2 separate regions of the Homo sapiens genome follow, and region 1 is linked to region 2. A link is an interaction called in ENCODE POLR2A ChIA-PET data of the cell type or tissue named here. Cell type or tissue: Panc1. All regions are shown on one strand. Links, peaks and the distances in the headings refer to the core of each region. The heading gives the core; the rest is flanking DNA. Region 1 has its middle 15 kb from the start of MCU. Region 2 overlaps CHST3 (carbohydrate sulfotransferase 3).

Region 1 (2,908 bases), core at 127-2,626, 680 kb before region 2:
TACTTGCTTTTATTAATTTTTTTTTTTTTTTTTTTTTTGAGGGAGGTCTTGGTCTGTCTCCCAGATTGGAGCACAGTGGCATGATCTCAGCTCATTGCAACCTCCACCTCCCAGGTTCAAGCGATCCTTCCACCTCAGCCTCCTAAGTAGCTGGGACCACAGGTGCACACCACCATGCTCAGCTAATTTTTGTATTTTTTTGTAGAAACGGGGGTTTCACCATGTCACCCAGGCTGGTCTTGAACTTTTAGACTCAAGTTATCTGCACACCTTGGCTTCCCAAAATGCTGGGATTATAGGCATGAGCTACCTCACCTGGCCTAATCTTTCCTAAATGCATGTATAGCTCACATTTATTTCAATATTTAATACTGGAAATGTTTTGAGTCTTTTTTTTTTTTTTTGAGACTGCATCTTGCTCTGTTGCCCAGGCTGGAGTGCAGTGGTGTGATCTCGGCTCACCACAACCTCCCCCTCCTGGGTTCAAGTGATTCTCCTGCCTCAGCCTCCTGAGCAGCTGGGATTACAGGCATGCCACCATGCCTAGCTAATTTTTGTGTTTTTAGCAGAGACAGGGTTTCACCATGTTGGCCAGGCTGATCTTGAACTCCTGACCTCAGGTAATCTGCCCACCTTGGTCTCCCCAAGTGTTGGGATTACAGGCGTGAGACACTACGGCCGGCCTGAGTCTTTATTAACAAGTTTGATGATGTTTTTGTGACCAGGAATATATGCCATAGGAACTTAACTGTTGTTTATATCAATTAGGCCGTGATAATTTTTTTTTATAGTCAGTTCACCTAAAGTCACGGTTTCCAAGAATCTATCAACAGCATTAAGTGAAAACTTACTGTGCACTGAACAATTTGTGACTGACTTGTATCAAGCACATACATCATAACGTTGCTTAGGGACTGCTCTGCCTGCACTCCCGCTGTTGTTACTCTTTTCCCAAAATAGCCATAGAAAATGAAAAGGGAGGCTGGGCGCGGTGGCTCACTCCTGTAATCCCAGCACTTTGGGAGGCCGAGGCGGGCGGATCATGAGTTCAGGAGATCGAGACCATCCTGGCTAACACGGTGAAACCCCATCTCTACTAAAAATACAAAAAAATTAGCCAGGCATGGTGGTGGGCGCCTTGTAGTCCCAGCTACTCGGGAGGCTAAGGAAGGAGAATGGCGTGAACCCGGGAGGCGGAGCTTGCAGTGAGCCCAGATCGCGCCACTGAACTCCAGCCTGGGCGACAGAGCGAGACTCTGTCTCAAAAAAAAAAAAAAAAGAAAATGAGAAGGGAACTAATATTCACACTGCCTAGCTGCAGCCCTCACTGAATCTACTGAGCCCCTACTCTGTGCAGTCACCGTGATCACAAAAAACTCCATGAATTGTATATTCTCATCCCAGTTTTACAGATGAGAAAAATAATGATCCAAAGAGCTTAAGTAGTTTCCCTAAGGCACATAACTAAGAAATCATTCAAAGAGGTTAAGTATTATGTGCTGAGCTGAGTCAAATTGAGGTCTTCTGACTCATGCTTTTCTTGTCTCACTCTACCACGCCCTGTCACTGAAAATTGCTTCCTTGAGTTTGTGCAGTTGCACATTCGCAGTTATGCGAACCCCGTTTACTTCACTGCATTGACCTTCAATGGGCTGATTTATCACAGGTGAGCTGTTGGCTTCTCATTTGTAAGTGGGCCATCTGGCAAGCAGCATATGGAAGCAGACCCTTTAACAAGGTCATAAGAAGGTTAATTAACTCTAGATTTTAAACTATTTTTCTAAAACCTGAAAGAAAGAAATACTGTTTGATATTGAGTACCAGCTGTTAGTAAGGTGTTGTGTTGGGTGCTGTATAGATATTACATTATAACTTCTTGTTTAATCCTCACAATATCCCCGTGAGAAAAATACTACACTAGCCTCCATTTTTCCAATGAAAAACAAATGTGACATTGAGAAGTAACTTGCCAAAGATCTCCTGAGCCCAGGAATTTGAGGCCAGCCTAGGTAACATGGTGAGACCTCGTTTCTACAAAAAGTTATTTTCAAAAAAATTAGTCAGGTGTGGTGGTAGCTCCCCTCTAGTCTCAGCTACTTGGGAGGCTGAAGTGGAAGGATTGCTTGAGCCCAAGAGATTCTCGGCTGCAGTGACCTGAGAATCACACCACTGCACTCTAGCCTAGATGACAGAACAAGACCCTGTCTCAAAAAAAAAAAAAAAAAAAAAAAAGTTTGTAGCTCAGTGAATTCACTAGCGTCCTTCTCCAGCTTGTTTAGAAAGCATAGGAAATCGTTTATAGCAAGTCAACTCCCAGTTCTAACTTTAGGATTCTACCTGCAACTATCATTTTCAACTTATAGTACCCTTGGTGAATGCCAAACAAATAGGCATATAGTACCCAGACACATTTGAAGAAATGCATTTCTACCTTATTGCAAAAAAAAAAAAAAAAAAAAAGACTCACAATCTGATGTCTAATGGTCTAATGTCTATACATTGCTTGGCCATACTGCCCAAGGTAATTTATAGATTCAATGCCATCCCCATCAAGCTACCAATGACTTTCTTCACAGAATTGGAAAAAACCACTTTAAAGTTCATATGGAACCAAAAAAGGGCCCGCATTGCCAAGACAATCCTAAGCCAAAAGAACAAAGCTGGAGGCATCATGCTACCTGACTTCAAACTATACTACAAGGCTACAGTAACCAAAACAGCAAAGTACTGGTACCAAAACAGAGATATAGACCAATGGAACAGAACAGAGCCCTCAGAAATAATACCACACATCTACAACCATCTGATCTTTGACAAACCTGACAAAAACAAGAAATGGGGAAAGGATTCCCTATTTAATAAATGGTGCTGGGAAAACTGGCTAGCCATATGTAGAAAACTGAAACTG
Region 2 (2,908 bases), core at 282-2,781:
TCTAAGCAATCAGGACTCAGCTCAAATGCCCCCCCAGCTCTGGAGTACTTCCCTGACCCCTGACCTAATGTGGGCCACCCCCATCACTTTCCCTCTTGGCGCCCTGCTTTACTCCCTTCATAGATGGAAATGCACTTGCTGATGGCCTCTCATCCCCCAGAACGTTGACTCCGGGAGAGGAGAGCTTCATCTGTCTGCTCCACCCTTGCATCTCCAGTGCCCAGAACTGTACCTGGCACAGAGTGGGTGCTTCATAAATACTTGCTGAATGAATGAATGAATGAATGAACGAATCAATGTCCTTCCCAAAGCATTGAGCCTACTGCAAGATGCTTAATCGTTCTAAGTTGACAGAAGATATGAAGAGGAAGAAAAAAAGGCAATTGCTCCATACATGAGTGGCTGTGAGCATGAGCGTGTGGGCCACAGGTGCATGCTGAGGGCGTGTGCTGGGACCACGGTGCGAACCATGGCCACCAACTGTGGGCAAAACTTCACACTTGGGACCGCACATAACTTTAGTCTCTTGAATTCTTGTTTCCATCCAGCCTCTCACAGCTGTGGGGTAACAAGGGGGAGGGCAGAAAACAGCCTAAGCCATCTGCAGACAAATGTGAGGGAGAGAACGCTGTGGAAAAAGGGGGCTGCGAGCTGAGGCCAGGCAAGCCCCAGCAAGTGAGGCTTCGGCTTCCCTCCCTTCTCTCCCCCAGGGGTCTTTCTGCTCAGGCCTCCCTCGTGACTTGGCAAGGTGCCTCCCAGAGAACGAGTTTTCTACTTGGATGGCCTCCAACCAGGCCCTTCCACTGAGGCCCAAAATGGACTGCGGCCTGTTCCGGCCTCCTCCGGGGAAGGTGGGGGTCCCAGCAAGTCGGCTGTGATAAGGGACGGCCCTGCCAGACATTGCATCAGGCAGCAAAACTCCACTCCCCTCGCCTGCCTGGGGCCAAGAGCACAGTGGGGTGGGGTGGGGTAGGGAGAGGTTGAGGGGATGCTCAGCTGTTGCTGGCCCGGCCTCTCGGCCTTTCCCACGAGCTGGAGGAGGAGCTGCATGGGAAAGAGGAGCCAAGGGAGGGCAAGAGCTGGTGACAGAGTAGCTCCGAGGCAGAGTGGGAGCGCTGAAACCCACTGCGGGAAAGCTCCATGTGTGCTGGGTGCTGGGAGGCTGCCCCCACCTTGTTGCCAAACACCTTGGAGTGGGCTCTTTTGTGAGTTTTCTCAGAATCTGCAGAGTGGAGAGAGGCGGCAGGGGAGCCCCCAGGCCACTGGCACAGTAGGGCAGGGAAATGGAGCTCCTATGCCAGCCTGCCTGGTTTTTATTTTTTAATTTTGTTCTTATCATTTAGCCCACAATGTCAACTGCCTTGGTTTTAGATGAGAAGAGCTTGTCCATCCGGTGGCCTGTCCAGCCCAGATTCCGTTTCACTTGGGGACAGCCAGAGACAGCTTGGGAAGGCCAAGGCCACCCAATCAGGAGTGTGTTGCCTGACAGGAGAGTAAACGCCCAGCCCAGAGGCTGCTGAATGAGTCAGTGAGCAAAAGAAGAGCAGGAATGAAAGAACGGGAAGTGAATGAATGCCTGGCTGCAGCTCCCCCACCACCTCCACCCCCCTGCACCCAGTATAGCCCCGGGGCTATGGGGCTATGTTACTCCCAAGAGCATCTGAGCACCCCAGGGCTCCAGCTTGCTCTTCCTCTCCCAAGAAAGAACCGATCTTTGATTTCCTTTTGTCCAACTGCTGCCAAGACTGAGTAGAAGCAGGCAAAGGTGTGTCACCTGAGTGTCAGTGGATGTCCACGTAGCTGTAAAGGGGCGAGTGCCATAGGTGGATCTTGGGGCTAAGGGCCAGCCTGGCAGGGGTGGGGCTGCCACAGACTCTGAGCCAGCCCTAGCCAGGACAGGCCTGGCTGCCCCTCGGCCCTTTATGCCTGAGTGGGGCTGTGGGGGAGCACACTTTCTTGCTCCCATTGGATACGATCCCTTCCAACAGCTGCAGGAAGTGCAGGACCTCAGGTTGGAGAGGTAGGAACTGACCTACACCTCCCGGCTTCACTGCACCTGCCTGGTCAGGAGCTGTGGCTGAAGCTGGTGTCCAGGATGCCCTCAACCATGTAGCCGGGCAGCCCCGGGAGGAGTCTGCTGGCTCATTCAGAACCGACCTGGACATAGACCAAGATTCATGCCCAAGGACGTGGCCCAAGTCCAGCATGGGAGAAGCATGGCGAGCATCTTATCAGAGCCGGCAGGCTGGGTAACTGTGGTGCATTGGCACAGTGAAAGCAAGCCATGCAGGGGGCACCATCACAGAGGCAGAGCTACAAAAACATAATGTTACGATTCTTTTCACCTTATGCCCTTTGATTTATTTATTTTTGGGGGGGACAGGGTCGCACTCTGTCACCCAGGCTGGGGTACAGTGGCATGATCTTGGCTCACTGCAGCCTCGACATCCCACACTCAGGCAATCCTCCCACCTCAGCTTCCCAAGGAGCTGGGAGCACAGGCACGTGCCACTACGCCTGGCTACATTTTTTCTTAAATCATTTATGGAGACTGGGCGTGGTGGCTTATGCTTGTAATCCCAGCACTTTGGGAGGCTAAGGTGGGTGGATCACGAGGTCAGGAGTTCAAGACCAGCCTGGCCAACATGGTGAAACCCCGTCTCTACTAAAAATACAAAAATTAGCTGGGCATGGTGGCGCATGCCTGTAATCTCAGCTACTCAGGAGGCTAAGGCAGGAGAAATGCTTGAATGAGGACCCGGGAGGTGGAGGTTGCAGTGCGCCGAGATCCCACCACTGCAAGACTCCGTCTCAAAAAAAAAAAAAAAAAAATTTATGGAGACAGGGTCTCTCTACATTGCCCAGGCTGGTATTCTCTTTTACACTGTTTGAATTTTTGGTAACCATA

Evidence for each region. ChIA-PET counts read pairs that join two places held together with the same protein. Peaks named below come from ENCODE experiments on the same cell type or tissue, not always from the same donor. Only the 100,000 strongest peaks of a DNase experiment are listed, where the experiment ranks them.
Region 1: POLR2A ChIA-PET joins it to region 2 with 24 read pairs; 2 of 35 experiments call an interaction of 5 or more read pairs at or near these places.

The regions. Positions count from the first base shown.
Region 1 is chr10:72,675,225-72,678,132 of GRCh38, reverse strand. No RefSeq gene overlaps it. Among named protein-coding and RNA genes, the nearest start is that of MCU, 15 kb to the left of the region's middle. RefSeq lists a silencer at 1,388-1,682. In Panc1, for the core only: no CTCF peak of the experiment used is centred there; a DNase peak (open chromatin) is centred at 1,568; H3K4me3 peaks cover 263 bases.
Region 2 is chr10:71,997,607-72,000,514 of GRCh38, reverse strand. All of the region lies in intron 1 of CHST3 (carbohydrate sulfotransferase 3), which reads right to left. Among named protein-coding and RNA genes, the nearest start is that of CHST3, 35 kb to the right of the region's middle. RefSeq lists an enhancer at 1,837-2,789. In Panc1, for the core only: no CTCF peak of the experiment used is centred there; no DNase peak of the experiment used is centred there; H3K27ac peaks cover 1,865 bases.